Regions from separate parts of the Homo sapiens genome. Here all the other regions are linked to region 2. The links are chromatin contacts, found by Hi-C or POLR2A ChIA-PET in ENCODE. All regions are on one chromosome and are shown on one strand. Each heading gives the region's core, a stretch centred on a gene start or an enhancer-like site at or near the end of the contact. The rest is flanking DNA. Distances are from core to core; before and after follow the strand shown. Region 1 has its middle 360 kb from the start of NR2F2-AS1. Region 2 holds the start of SCDAL (stem cell derived angiogenic lncRNA). Region 3 overlaps LOC112268156 (a long non-coding RNA gene).

Region 1 (4,889 bases), core at 1,674-4,173, 370 kb before region 2:
AAGTGATTTGCCACGAGGCTTATGGTTCTCTAAAGCAGGTTTTCCCAACCTTGGCACTATTGACATTTTGAGCTAGATGATTCTTTTCTGTAAGGGCTACCAAAGTATTCTAAGGTGTTTAGCAATATCTGTGGCCTCTGTTCACTAGATACCAGTATTGTAATCCCACCCTGACAATTATGACAACCAACAATGTCTCTCAATATTGTCAAATGTCTCTTGGGGGACAAAATCATCCTCGGTTGAGAATCTTCTCCTTGGAACACACTATTCTTGAGTCTCAAAACACTTAAAAATAGTCAAGCAAATAGAGTCTCTATTTGAGTAAACAGCATTGTACCAATGTCAGTTTCCCGGTTTTGAAAATGCATTACAGATATGCATAACATTTTGTGCATTGGAGAAGGCTGGTACAAGGGAAGTCTCTGTGCTATTTTTACAATTTATATGCCTCGAACTATTTTTAAAGTTATTTAAAAATTAAAGAAAAGGTGAAAAAAATGAATAAATGAATGTGTGCTGAAATGTACACTTCTTTCTCATTTTTAATAGAGTGTATTTGATTTCCTTGAGGGTAGTAAACCTCACAGGTTATAGCTCTCTATCCCAGGTGCTTAGTATAGAAAACCTTCAGGAAATATTTGAAGTGTTTTAAGGTAATTTAAGAGCAGCTCAGAAGACAGGAACTCATGGATATGTATTGACCACTTAGTAATCTCTTGAAAGAAAAGAAGTTACCTTTCTCCATAAAGCAATAAGCAAAAGAAGACGACTAAGGAGAAAATAAAAAGAACAAGGAAGAAATTTGGATTCCTGAACTCATTTGATCTATTTAACAAAGGGAAGCACATTTTAAAGTTGAGAAAGAAAGAAAAATGGAAGGAAGGAAGGAAGGAAGGAGTAGGGAGGAGATATGGAAAGAAGGAAGAAGGAAGCGAAGGGAAGGGAAAGGAAAAAAAGGGAAGGAAAGGGAGGAGGGAGGGAAGGAAGGGGGAAGGAAGGAGAGAGAGAAACAGAGGAAAGCTGAAAGGGAAAAGAAGTTATTCTTATAATGATTCTCTGTTATAAACACATTTTGAGCAGATTGTAAAAAGCAATTCAACAGAAATTAGATTACAAAGAGCACACAGTACGCTAAGTGTGACTGTATTATACAAACAGGGAATTAATTAGTTTAGAACATGGTTTTTCCATTAAGATCTGCAAACATGTGAGTCTTATTGGTGACAGTCTTGGGTCTTTCCCTTAAGGTCATGTGAGCCCTGGCAGCATGACGTTTCTAGGCTATGGTCCTGGCCCACTAGTATCCACTGCAATTAGTCACTTGATCTTTAGGCAGTGACACCTGGATTCGTGGGGGGAATTTCTACATCATTAGAAGAAAACTGCTTACTTCCATTTCAGCATTTGTTTAATCAGTGGACATAGGCAGTGACATTTCAGTTAGGCTGGTACAAAATGGTAATGGAACACTTCCTCATAGGTTTTTTGGTCAAATTTTCCCTCCAAAAATAAAGAAAATGGTTTTAATTTTACATTAATGCATTAAACCACTTACTAATAATTCTAATAATCAACAGCTAATAGATCTGTGGAGTGTTTCCATCACTCTGATAGCTTATTGGGCCATACTACAAATGTATTATTTTATTTTAATATGATCACATTGGATTTGATTTGCTTGGGCTGTTATAAAAAGGCTTCGTGGTAATCTCTGGTTGTAAATCATGGACACCTGGCAGTTTGTTGGGGTTTTTTTGCTCGTTTTTTTTTTTTTTTTTTGAGATGGAGTTTTGCTCTTGTCACCCAGGCTGGAGTGTAGTGGCGCGATCTCGGCTCAATGCAACCTCCGTCTCCCAGGTTCAAGCGATTCTCCTGCCTCAGCTTCCCGAGTAGCTGAGACTACAGGCGCCAACTACCACGTGTGGCTAATTTTTGTATTTTTAGTACAGACGGGGTTTCCCCATGTTGGCCAGGCTGGTCTCGAACTCCTGACCTCAGGTGATCCACCCACCTCGGCCTCCCAAAGTGCCGGGATTACAGGAGTCAGCCATCGCGCCTGGCCCTGGCAGTATTTTTTTTTAATGTACCTGTATTCAGATGAAAAGAGGCTAGAAAGATGTTTAAGAACTCCAAGCATTCTAAATACAAATAACATATGATGAAAACTTCAGATTTACAGTTGACAAGTTTGGCCAGAGCTGAGAGCATTCATAATATATTGTTTTATCTTTATCATAACCCTATGAGTTCAGTAATAGTTTTTCTATTTAACATAGTAGGACATTTAGCTTCAAAGAAGTGAAACAATTTGTTTAGTGTTGCACATATGAGAAAGAACTGTATTTCAACTCTGGTGTGAATTCAAACTTGAAGTCCATACGCTTTCCGTTTTCCACTGCTGCCTGTATGGACGCACGCACACGAACAGTACTGATACTGTGAAAGGAAAGTATGATGAAATTGAAGAACATAAGCAAAGGGGTGCCCATCCCTCAGGGCTGGTGCTGCCTGCTCTCTTCCTCACGGTTACCTAAAAATTCATCACGAGGAATCAAGGAATCCAGGAGAGGCACTTTCTATTACAACTCTGCTAGCAACTGGATTTCCATCACAAGTACCAACAAGGAAATACCCGTGCAAGCCTTCATAAGGCCCTCCAATCTCATGCCCGATTTCTTCCTACACAATAACCCCATGCCTGCCGCTCTTGTAATGAGAGCAGCTTTGCCACCCCCTAGTCCTCTCGTTTTAATTTCTGCTCTGTAGCATCCTTTATCACAAGGGAAGCACAGACTCAGCCATTCTCCCAGCATCTCTCCATTATCAAATACACTTCTTGTTCCCACTACTGGCTGCTTGGGGAGATGTTAACTGATTCCCTGGTTTAAATCTGCAGCACTTCAAAAGACTTTTCTGTCTTCACTAGCGCCAGTGCCTGGCACATGGCCACAGCCAGGAAGCTGAGGTTTGCTCTTGAGTCCCAATGCAATCATGCACTGTCTGCTTCTCGCTGCTCCCAAGTTCTGAAAGTGTTTTCAAAAATCCTCTGTGTTGCAAGAATGAAAATTGACTCAAGATAGCCAGAACCATCCAGCTGCTGAGAAAAACCTATCTGCAACAGAGCGATTAGAGAGGAACGTTTCTGCTGGAGGAAGGGCAGGACTTGAATAGCCAGCGAAGTCCTTCTGTGAAGAAGGAGAAGTGAGGAGGCCGGGATGACTTCTCCTCATTCCAGCATTTATTAGTCACTGACTCTGCACCACAGTAGGCTGTGGCAGTGCAGAGCTTCCACAAAGAAACACATGCTCCTGAACATCTGGCAGTGGACAAATCAACCACGCAACAAATATGATCCTGGAGGTGCCTGGGCAAGGGGCTGGAGACAACTGGAAGAGAGACACAATGCCTGTCCTCAAGGAGATGACTTCTTCAAAGAAAGAGAGGGCAGACAAATTCATCTTTATAATGGTTAAAGAGAAGCACGCCTGGCTTGCCTTGTGTTTGGCAGGGTGGGGGGCACGCATGCCTGCCCATTTGCGTGTGTCTCTAGTCAGTGTGAGGTTATGGCAGGAAAGGCAGGGTTGTCTTAAACAGGCTTTAACTGTAAGGATATGGGCACTGTACGCAATGAGAGTATCTCATACAACTAGACCAGCAGCCTGGAGGTTGGGGACATTCACACCACTTGAGCCCCTAGCATATTCCAAAGGGAGTGGGGCTTGGAGATCAGACTGCAAGATAAAAGTGCGACGGAGAGGAGGCAGGCCTCAATGCTGCAGGACTGGGCCTGGACTTGCTCTCTGCAGGGTTTCTTAATTTTCTGTTTAGAGAGTGGTCTGGTTAGTTCTGCATCTTAGAAAGGTCCCTCTGGCCACCATAGAAAAGCGGGATCAAAGCCAGTGAGACCTAAGGCAGAGGAGTCAGTGAAAGAGTCCAAAACAATTGTTCCAAAAAGAGGCCACTGGGGCCTGAGTATCGGGAGCACTGAGGCCCAGCTTTGCCCTCGTCAGTCCTGCAAGACACACTGATCAGTTAGATGGGAGACTAGAGGGGAGAGATGAACTGAGGGTGACTCCTGGTTTCTGTCTTAAATGTCAGGGAATAATAGCAGATAAAGAATGTATATGTGTGTTGCGGGTGGAGTGGGGCAAAGAGGATGCTAACTCTTCATGAATAGCCAGAAGATGAATTTAGAAGTCCCTGGATATGCCCATCACGAGCTTAGGTGAGATGTTAGGGATTCTAGGTCCAGATTTGGGAGACAGAAGAACGGACAAGGTTGCCCAGGATTTTGCAAAGGATAGAAACTCCAGGGAGCATATCTTCTCAAGTAGCAGAAGGCTCAAAAAATTTCAGTTATCTCAAAGGGGCAAATGTGCTGCAAGATGTAGAAGGCAGCAGAAGGCTGAATTGGGGACCTTCTTGACAGCCCTCTCTGCCCAAGGTCCTGTCAGGTCAGCTGAGCCTGCTTGTATGGCCCTTGAAGCTCAGTGATCAAATGAGCACAAAGGAGATAATAACTAACAGCTAGTTTATAAGGATGAAGAGAAATTTGCATACAGTATATACAAAGTGCTTAGTACATAACTGGTGCTTGAAAACAGGCATTATATTTTCGTGTGTGTGTGCGTGGTGTGTATGTGTGTGTGTGTGTGGTGTGTATGGGTGAGAATGGATAAGCCCCCTTTTTCCCCTTCTTTCTGATCCATGGGAGACTCAGCGTTTTGTTCTGACTGGTGCAAAAGGCAATGAAGAGTGGAGAACAACAGGGCAAATTGTCCAAGCATAACTCTGCTGTGGTTCATAGAGGAAGTAATGAGTGGGCAGGAGCACAGCTAAAGACTGCGCTCCCCCGACCCCTGCCTGGTTCCAGAGCCTCAGGGCCC
Region 2 (4,694 bases), core at 996-3,495:
GGTTTTTTTTTTTTTTTTTTTTTCATCTGATCTGAGCTCGCTTTATTTCTTTTCCCAACCCCGCTCCCCCTCCTCCTCGTGGCGCTCGGGGGTGTGAGAGAACCCAGTTAGACGCGAAATGCAACAATAGTGCAAGGAGAGAGAGGGGCGCTCGCTGCTTCTCGCCACTTTCAAACAAACCTGGGGGAAGATTGAGCCCGGGGGGGATTCCAGCCTGCTCGCTCGGCTCGCGGTCGCCCTGCCTCGGCCTTTCACCATTAGCTCTCCCTGGGCCGCGAGGAGCTGGGGCTCAAAGTTAGCGGGCGACGTCCGAGGCTTAGCCTCTAGCCGGCTGCAGGGACGGGGGCCTGGAGTTGGCAGCTGCTACGGGAAAGTGCCTGCCCCCCAGCCCCCGCCCCCACTTACGTGCGGCAGAATTCCGCCAGCGCCCCGGGAAAGTCCGGGGTGCCGGGCGCGCGGAGCTGCACTCCTGGGATGTGCATTAAGCGGCGACAGGCGGGGGGGGCGAGGGCGGGGGCGGGGGGCGGTCAGGGGGAGCTCGAGCGTGTGAAACTCTGCCTCGAATCTCGCTTTTGACTTGGTCCTATGAGCTGAGCCAACATGGCGTCTCCCACTGCACCGCGAGCGCCGGGCTGCCAGGCTCGGCAGGGCCGGGTAATAGAAAACACATTGGTTACCAAAAAGAAAAAAAGGAGGGCGGGGGGCGCTAAAGGCCATTCCGTCTGCAGGCAGAAAACCCTTTTTTAAACTCTTGCTGGCAAGTGAGTCCGGTCCTCGGTTCTTTAATTAAAGCAACAGAATTCGTAAGGAAAATATTGGTAACGCTGTACCTTCTCCCCTCCCCCTCCCATATTCAGGAGAGTTGATTTCCTGTCCCCTCTCCTTCCAAGAACCAAATTAGAAAAATAAAAAGTCTGTATCCGCAAATGATCTTAAATGTTTGAATGGTATAGGGGGATGGGAAGAGGACGGTCTTTACAGACCTCGGTCAGTTCTCGCGCTCATTAATGCAGGGGCTGCGCCGGGGTTTGCGCGGGCCCGAGCGGAGCTGGGGCGCGGTGGGGAGGGCGGAATGCGAACCCCGCTGGACTTGGGCAGAACTTGCTGCTTTTGCACGCCCAAGTTGTGGGAAAGGAGGCTTTCCGGGCGGAGGGTTGATTGGGGGGTGGGAGGGTCTAGCAGGGGCTGAGGGCCGGTTCCAGGCGGGTGGTCGCAGACCCTAGAAATGTGTGAGCCCGCGTGGACTGTGCCCCTGGCAGGAGAGCGACTGCAGCGGAGGACCCTCTTTCTCTAATAGGTTTGAGAGTGGGCAAGGGCGGCCGTGGGACAGACCTGGCCTCCTAGAGAGGGTCTTCTGAGGGCCTCTGCAGAGATAGTGGATCCGGGCCCAGGCTCCCTTCTCGGGCGGATGGGATATCGCCCCGCCACGTCCAGCTCCATCCCCAGCCCCGGCCTGGACAACCCTCTCCCTCAGCCGCCTGGGATACTCTCTGAATTCCAGGCCTCGTCAAGATTTATTGAAGTTGGGCTTAAAAAACGTGCTTCAGATGATTTTTCCCATTTTCTCAGATTTCAAAGGCTCCCTGCAGTGCGGCTGCCTAATTAATGGTGAAATTCAACTAAATCTAATTATGCAGTAATTTTAAAGCAGTTAGTGCTGGGCGTTGGTTTGTAATAGGACCTCAGTTTTTTAAAGTTTGCTTACTGTGTTGGTTTAGGGGAAAGCTATTTTTTGTATGGTAAAGAAAGACCGGGAAGTAGTACTACTGGAGGAACCAGAGGGCTAAGAACCGCTCCCCACCCCACCTCTATCTCCATCCCCAATTCTATCTCGTTTTCCTTCTGTTTTTTCTATCCCAAGCACACGGTAAAAAGCTGAGCAAGGTGCTAACCCAACAAGGAGACCCTATTTCATAGCCAAAGGGGAAAGAGAGAATCTTTCATACAGAGACACAAAGGGCTTGGTATCTGTCCTGGAGGCCTCTGTAAATGCCCCCAAACCCGGGAAGGGATTCTCATCTCCTCTAATAGAGAACAGATTTCCTCCTCTTAACATCCATTGTCATTAAGGCGCAAAGCTGACTCTTGGAGTTGTAAATCTTATCGTCCTTCTGATAACACACTTGTAATAAGTTAGCGTCCTATTCAAAGTGAATTGTAAAACTGCCTCATTTAATATGGCATCTGTGTCATTAAAACTTTTATTTTTCTCCCCCTCGTGTCTTGCAGGTTTGGCCTTGGGGCTAGCGCTGAAGTCTCTGCCTATGGGGCCTCTGGGGTAGGGCTGAGGGGAAGAAAGGTGTGAAAGACGGGCTGCCTGGATTCAGCCTCTGGATCTTAGACCGGGGTGAGAGACCCGAGGCAGAATGGGCCTGGGGGGTGGTGTCCCTCTATCCCATCTCCCCCGGAGCGGCCCCCTCGAAATGACGTTCCTTGAAAGAAACATGCTTGTGATTAGCTAAGCAAACACATCTGCTTTCGGAGTTGGGCCTTCGTTAATTAGCTGAACAAAGGGCCGTTTTGCTTTTTACCTTTTGCTGGGGAGAGTGTGTTATTTCAGGAGTGTTGCGGGCCCTCCTCTTTTCAATTGCAGCCACGACGTTAATTTTATTGGGATTACTGATGGGAAATGAGGTGGCGCAGGCTTCCGAGAGGAAAAGCTTGATCATTACCCCCTTTGGAACTATATTTTTCCACCCAACCTCCTGCTTGAGAGGAGGGGGTGGGGGGCGAACTGCGCTGCAAGTTCGGAGCAATTGGAATCAGGCTCGCGGTGCGCTGATCTCGGGTGACAGAGCGTGTGTTGAAGCTGAACTCTATAATTTGCGCTTCTGTTCCTTTATTAGGCCTGGACAACGAACTAATGAGCTTTGGCCCAGTACAATGTCACTTGTATTTATTTTCTTATGGCAACTTTGAGATAGCGGAAGTGTTCTTTACCAAGAGCCAGGGAGGGCCCGGAGTCCTGCCGGCTGCTGTCCCGGCCCGGGTCGGTGGCTGCGTCCCGGGGGAGCGAGGGCGCGGTGAGAGCGCGCGCAGAGCCGGCAAAGCTCGGGGACTGGGCTTCTAGGCGAAGCTAATGGGGCCCTCAGGAAGGCGTTAGGCCCTTTGGAGGCCCAGGCATCCCTACAGGAGCAGCTCCCTGAGGATGAGGTCGGGGGGCGCGGGGCAAGTCCAGGGCAAGTTCCCAGGCACGAGATGATGGAAGGCGCGAAAGTGGCATGGCTTCCTCCTGGCGCAGAGCAGGGGGTCCTTCCGCAAAGACTGCCAGGCCAAGGAACCCTCTGAGCAAGCAGATGTACTCCGCCCGGTGGCCTGGGCGTCTGCTTTCTGCTGCAGGAACCTGGCCCAGCTCTGTTGCTCTCTGGGTTGGGGGTGAGGTGGGGTGAAGAGGATGCTTTAAAGGAGTTCTTGGGGTCCTCGGCATGCGGGGACTCCCTCCCTTCTCTTTCTGGTTTGGCCACTCCAAAGGGTCGAAGTTGGAGAGGCCTGGAATAAAGTGAAGAAGCAGTGGGGGTTGGAGGGACAGAAGGGTCGGCGGAGGCAGTGCGGCGTCCCTTGTTCCCTGGCAGAGAGAATACGAGCCCACCACGGGGGGATTGTGGGTGGGGGGCAAGGGAAGGGAAGCCCCAGGAACTGCGAGGGGAGCGAGTACTTCTCTCCGCAGCCTGTCACTTTCCGAGGCTCCCGCCAGGCAGCCCTCGTTAATAACGCCTAGACACCGTGCCCCTGCCCGCCCCATCTCTCCTTGCCTCTCCTCACTTCATCTCTCTGCCTTACCACCCCCTCCCCACCTTTTCCTTCCTTCCTGCAAATGGGTGTTAACGTGGGTCTTTATGTTCTGTCTATAACTAGGATGTAATCACGCACCCCATGCCTCTCTCTAAAAGCATTTCATAAATGTCTATTAAAGCGCTACGAATGTAAGATGAATTTAGTGGCGCGGCTGCCTCCCTGAATCCGAACGGTAATGATGGATTTATCAACGGGGATTCGCCTTCAGCCCAGCGAGGGAGGTTTACTCAGCAAATATGTCGGCGAGCACCCACCCAAATGCAATCATTTGACCCCCTGCGGACGATAGCTGCCGTGCCCCTTCCCACCGCTGGTCCTGCTTGGCCAGGGTCGCTGGGGGCCAGAGGCCGGCCCGGATGACCAGAGAGGTGGCCTCACGGATCCCTTGGCCTCTCGCCCCCTCCTCTGTTTCCTCCTCTCAGCTTGAGGCTCTCCTGGCAAGGGGGATCGATCTGGCGTGTAGGTTTGGTGGGGAGGGAGAGGGTGGTGGCGGTGCCAGAGCACAAGATGAAGTGTGGGCTGTCTTGGCGTTGCCAGGAGACATCAGTGGGTGCCATCGTGCCCTTCTTAGTTTGGAAGGGGCACAATTGTACCCAAGTCTCTGAGTGTGAGCTTAAGTGCCCTGCTTTTGACCAAATCTTAGTGTCTGGGATCGTGGCTGACTCGGCCCAGCCCTGGGCCCCATTGTAGGAAACGTGGCTGTAGGACAGAAGCCTGTGGTGCCCAGCCCCTTGGAAGGGCTCAGATGTGCCCAGAACGAATGCCTTGCCTGCCCATCCTCCTGGGGCTCCCTAGACCCCAAGCCAAAGCAGAGATACCTGTTATCAAAGGTTGGGGAAGAGCCTCCAAGGCAGGGGCAAAACTTCCATATCTCTTTCCCCCAAACTGATCTAGCTTCT
Region 3 (4,483 bases), core at 1,649-4,148, 280 kb before region 2:
CAGAAGGAACCAGCCCTGTCGACACCTTAAATGTTGACTTATATCCTCCAGAACTGCAAAACAATAAATTTCTGTTGTTGAAGCCATCCAGGCTGTGGTACTTGCTTATGTGAGAACCCTAGCATACCAACCAATTTTAGCCACTCAGTAACTTTAATATCCCCTCAGATCAATATTTCAAAAACATATGAAACCAAATTAAATGGCTTAAAATTATGTTTAAAGTGTCCTATGTAATGGGGAGGCAAAAGGAACTAATACGTATTGTGCATCTATCATATCCTGGGCAGAATTTGGAGAACTTGATATATTTTTGTTGATTTCACACGTATAAACCACTCTTTCAACAATAAAATTTTATCTAATTCAATAGAAACACATCTTGTGCAGAAGAACATTTACAGTAAACATGAGTAATTTAAATGAGTACCAATTAAGGGGATTGTACCTTGCTTAGTATATTTCATCAAATTATACATCATAAGAGGTAGAATCTTCTCTACATCATGAGCAATGGTACTTGTTGAATTCTTCTCCATCATTTCACCCACATTTTTTGATGTATCATATAATTGATGGTTGAAAAGTTTATAGTAGGTTTTGTCAAGGACCCAGTTGTGAACAGAGATTATAAATAAGCACAGTCAATCAAGAAGATTTATCAAGTAGGCGCTCTGTATACGGCACTAGAAGGAGAAGGGGAGGTTGCAGAAGCCACACCGCCTGGTTTGGGCTACGTAAGAGTCTAATTGGTGAGAACAGCTATAAGCAAGTCAAGAAGGCAAATTAATAATATGCTTTGGGGCAATATCTCAGCAATGCAAAAGAAAAGGAACTCAAGACACGGGCCATAAATCCCTGTGTGCCAGTAATAGTCCCAGTTTACACTTGCTGTCTCCGATTAATTGTTAAGAGTGGTTTTTTTTCATTCCCCAAAATGTCTGAGGTTGCTTGAAAAAGTCTGGGGTCACTCTAGCTGGGGACTTCTCGACCGCCACACTACTAAAGTTGGAAGATGGATGATTCTTTGTTGGGGGGCTGTCCTATGCACTGCAGGATGCTTGGCAGTTTCTCTAGCCTCCACCCATGAGATGCCATAAGCAATGCCCTCTCTCCTTTGTGACAACCAAAAATGTCCCCTACAAGGCAAAACCACCCCCAGTTGACAACCACTGTACAGGAACAATGATTACATCACGGAAAACTATCTTCAGAAGATTAGATTTCAGTATCTGTAGATAAAGAACCTGAACTGCCTGAAAAAGGAGGACATTTCCTTTTTCTTTTTTTTTTTTTTGGGGGGGACGGAGTTTCACTCTTGTTGCCCAGGCTGGAGTGCAATGGCGCAATCTCGGCTCACCGCAACCTCTGCCTCCCAGATTCAAGCGATTATCCTGCCTCAGCCTCCCTAGTAGCTGGGATTACAGGCATGTGCCACCACGCCTGGCTCATTTTGTATTTTTAGTAGAGACGGGGTTTCTCCATGTTAGTCAGGCTGGTCTCGACCTCCCGACCTCAGGTGATTCGCCTGCCTTGGCCTCCCAAAGTGCTGGGATTACAGGCATGAGCCACCGTGCCTGGCCAAAAGGAGAACATTTTCTATATAAAAGTATGAAAGTGGAAAACAGCAAGTTGAAGTCAGAAGTCCAAGGGATGGCAGTAACCACGAATAAAGATTGGGGAGTTAAACAAGTTAACCAACCTGTTTACCAAGCTAAAGCTATGTTGATGTACCCCGCAAGAACACTTAAAAACAATAAATTACTAAAATCTCTAATTTCTGGCGCATCCACAGTTCTCGGCACAGTGTATTAGAACTAGACTGTTTACATTGCTTAGCTTCTTAATATTTAGAGAGGCAGAGAGTGACACCCTCCACAATTGTTTTCTGAAAGAAGAAGAGTAGATAAGAGCAGTAATAATAATAGCAGCAGCTATTTATTTGGAGTCTCTTACAACCAAGACCTTTTATAGACATTATCTATTATCTGGTTTAATACCCTGTAGACTTTTTTTTTTCTTTGAGATGGAGTCTTGCTCTGTTGCCCAGGCTGGAATGCAGTGGCGCAATCTTGGCTCACAACACTCACCACAACCTCCACCTCCTGTTCAAGCAATTCTCCTGCCTCAGCCTCCTGAGTAGCTGAGATTACTGGCGCCAGCCACCACTCCCAGCTAATTTTTGTATTTTTAGTAGAGACGGGGTTTCACCATGTTGGTCAGGCTGGTCTTGAACTCCTGACCTCGTGATCTGCCCACCTCAGCCTTCCAAAGTGCTGGGATTACAGGCATGAGCCACCGTGCCCGGCCATCCCTTGAAGACTTTCCCAAGACCAGTATTAACTTCTCTGGGCCTCAGTTTCCTAAGCTGCGACATGAGTGAAGGTAGGTGGTGTCACACATCTATTAAGTGTCAGGGTCATGACTTGAACCCAGGTCCAGCTCCCCTAAGCCTGTGTGTGTTTCCCTTGCCTCACTGCACTGGCTGGCAGAAGAGCAAGCAGAGAAGATTTCACGTAAAAAGAGAACACAACCAGTTAAAGAACACAGTAAACATGATCATTCTTCGTACAGACTCTGAAACACGGGGAGGTGGGGAAAGGCTTTTCTTTTTCAATTTCAAATTAACCTTTAATGACTGAGGGTGTCCTTATTTATCAAAATGAAGTAAGCTTTGTCTGGTGTCTTTCATTTACATTAGGTGATCATTTTGGATTAGGGGTCTTCAGATGTGTTGATGTTTAGTAGAAGTATATCAATATGATTCTGAATGCCGGCCAGGGTAAATTCTCTCAAAATGAAGAGTTAAATGCTGAATTTTTGTTTCAGACTCTTCCAGGTCAAGATTTTCAATATCCAAAGGCAGAATCTCCTCCCATCTTGCTTCATTCTTAGTTCTTCTTTTACTCAGTAAATTTAGCTCACACATGCGGCTGGAAGGAAGTTATTTGGTTACAAGGGGATTTCCATGAAGACGTGAGCAGTATCCATTATTACCATCACTGGTTACTTTCTTTGCCCCACTAAGCTAAATGGGGAAAGACAAAGTACTCACAGTGCCAGGCTAGTGGGAAAAAAAAGAAATTCAGTAAAATGTAGTCATGTGTGATTTGTACCAAAAATAATTATTGCTGGTCAAGGCGGCTCCGGCCTGTAATCTCAGAACTTTGGGAGGCTGAGGCCAGAGGATCACTTTAGCCCAGGAGTTCAAGTCCAGCCTGGGTGCCATAGGGAGATCCCAGTCTCTACAAAATAATAAAAAATTAGCCTTGCATGGTGGTGCATGCCTATAGTCCTTGTTATTTAGGAGGCTGAGGCAGGAGGATCACTTGAGCCTGGGAGGTCAAGGCTGCAGTGAGCTTTGATTGTGCCACTACACTCCAGCCCGGGCAACAGAGTGAGACCCTGTCTCAAAAACAACAACAAGGAAACTTATTATTAATACCCCCACAGAGAGAGGTAGGATTTAAGCCAGGCCAGAGTATATGCTTTTTGTCTATCCGCATTAGAGCAGTATGGTGCTTTTCATCTACTATTTCATTGTATCAACACCCAAACCCAAAGACAGAAGACATATTATGACCCCTCTAACTTAGGGGAAGAAAGAGAGGATCAAGGGAAATTAAATAACCTGCCCAAGGTCGAGTGGCTAGGAAGTAATGTGGCCATGATTCAAACCCAGTTCTACCTGATTCCAAAGCCTGTAGTCTTTCCACTAACACAAGTAATTCAAGAAAAATTTAGCTATATAATTTAAGGAAGTGAGAAGATCAAATTTCCAGCCTATCCCAGAGAAGACAAGGTAAACCCCAGGTCAGTAGAGAGGTACTGAAGGCTTTTGGGCTCCCAGGATGCAGTTTACATCAGCACCGTGCAGTCCACTAAATGACATCCCCTCCCAGAAGAGCAGCAGTTGAACATCACCTTGTCTGGAGGACTTAACAACCCTCCATTTCCAACCCTTGGGAGGTAAACATTATGCTAGATGGTGGCTTTAAATCATCTTTTCCAACATAAATGATATTGCAAAAAGTCCAAGAAGAGGCAGATAAATTCACTGGGATCTGAGCACAGGCTTTTTATTTTGCGGTGCTGAAGTATCATTAGCCAGGCATCTCACAGAGAAGGGAACCTCCAGTGCTCCCCAGCTAGACACAATCCTTGTCCTGGATAGAACACTCATCCACACCCACTGGAGCCTCGTGGAAGGGTCCAGGAGAGCAAGCTGTGAGGAAGTAAGGAGGTTGGAGACTTTCACAGGCTGCCCTTGTGCTCTTCGTTCCTCTTGCTTTTCTAGTACTGTGAGAAGATGTGCAGTAGGAAGAAGGATCTCCTGGGTCCATTTCTACAAGGCAGTCTAAGTGAGGGGGAGTACCAGGAGCAGGTGAAGGGAGCACATAAACTTTCAAATGTGTGCAGGTGTCTATGTATCACTTCAACAAATACATCCAGCATCACTCAGATGCTTTACTGAACAAAACAA

What was found. A loop is a pair of places that touch in the nucleus more often than their neighbours do. ChIA-PET counts read pairs that join two places held with the same protein, here RNA polymerase II (POLR2A). Pooled maps may share reads with other maps.
Region 1: a loop to region 2 is called in a map of GM12878, with 2.6 times the contacts of the local background. The contact joins the enhancer-like site here to the promoter of SCDAL in region 2. A Hi-C loop is called at or near these places in 1 of 168 maps with a recorded cell type or tissue (GM12878), 9 of 37 single-sample maps with no recorded cell type and 5 of 50 pooled maps. POLR2A ChIA-PET finds 5 or more read pairs at or near these places in 1 of 52 experiments (H1).
Region 3: a loop to region 2 is called in a map of naive thymus-derived CD4-positive, alpha-beta T cell, with 4 times the contacts of the local background. The contact joins the enhancer-like site here to the promoter of SCDAL in region 2. A Hi-C loop is called at or near these places in 7 of 168 maps with a recorded cell type or tissue (Caco-2, GM12878, PC-9 and 4 more), 14 of 37 single-sample maps with no recorded cell type and 14 of 50 pooled maps. POLR2A ChIA-PET finds 5 or more read pairs at or near these places in 5 of 52 experiments (AG04449, BJ, GM12878 and 2 more).

The regions. Positions count from the first base shown.
Region 1 is chr15:95,969,253-95,974,141 of GRCh38, forward strand. No RefSeq gene overlaps it. Among named protein-coding and RNA genes, the nearest start is that of NR2F2-AS1, 360 kb to the right of the region's middle. Within about 2 kb of position 2,924, at least 4 of the 41 ENCODE cell types and tissues checked have a DNase peak (open chromatin) inside an H3K27ac peak, as active enhancers do; they include GM12878, where a contact is called at or near this core.
Region 2 is chr15:96,340,652-96,345,345 of GRCh38, forward strand. It overlaps SCDAL (stem cell derived angiogenic lncRNA), which reads left to right and starts at 2,246. Exons shown (of 2, transcript NR_198964.1): 1 at 2,246-2,347; 2 at 3,914-4,694. RefSeq lists a silencer at 149-443 and enhancers at 189-708, 709-1,229, 1,230-1,749.
Region 3 is chr15:96,055,638-96,060,120 of GRCh38, forward strand. All of the region lies in intron 1 of LOC112268156 (a long non-coding RNA gene), which reads left to right. Among named protein-coding and RNA genes, the nearest start is that of NR2F2-AS1, 270 kb to the right of the region's middle. Within about 2 kb of position 2,899, at least 3 of the 41 ENCODE cell types and tissues checked have a DNase peak (open chromatin) inside an H3K27ac peak, as active enhancers do; they include GM12878, where a contact is called at or near this core.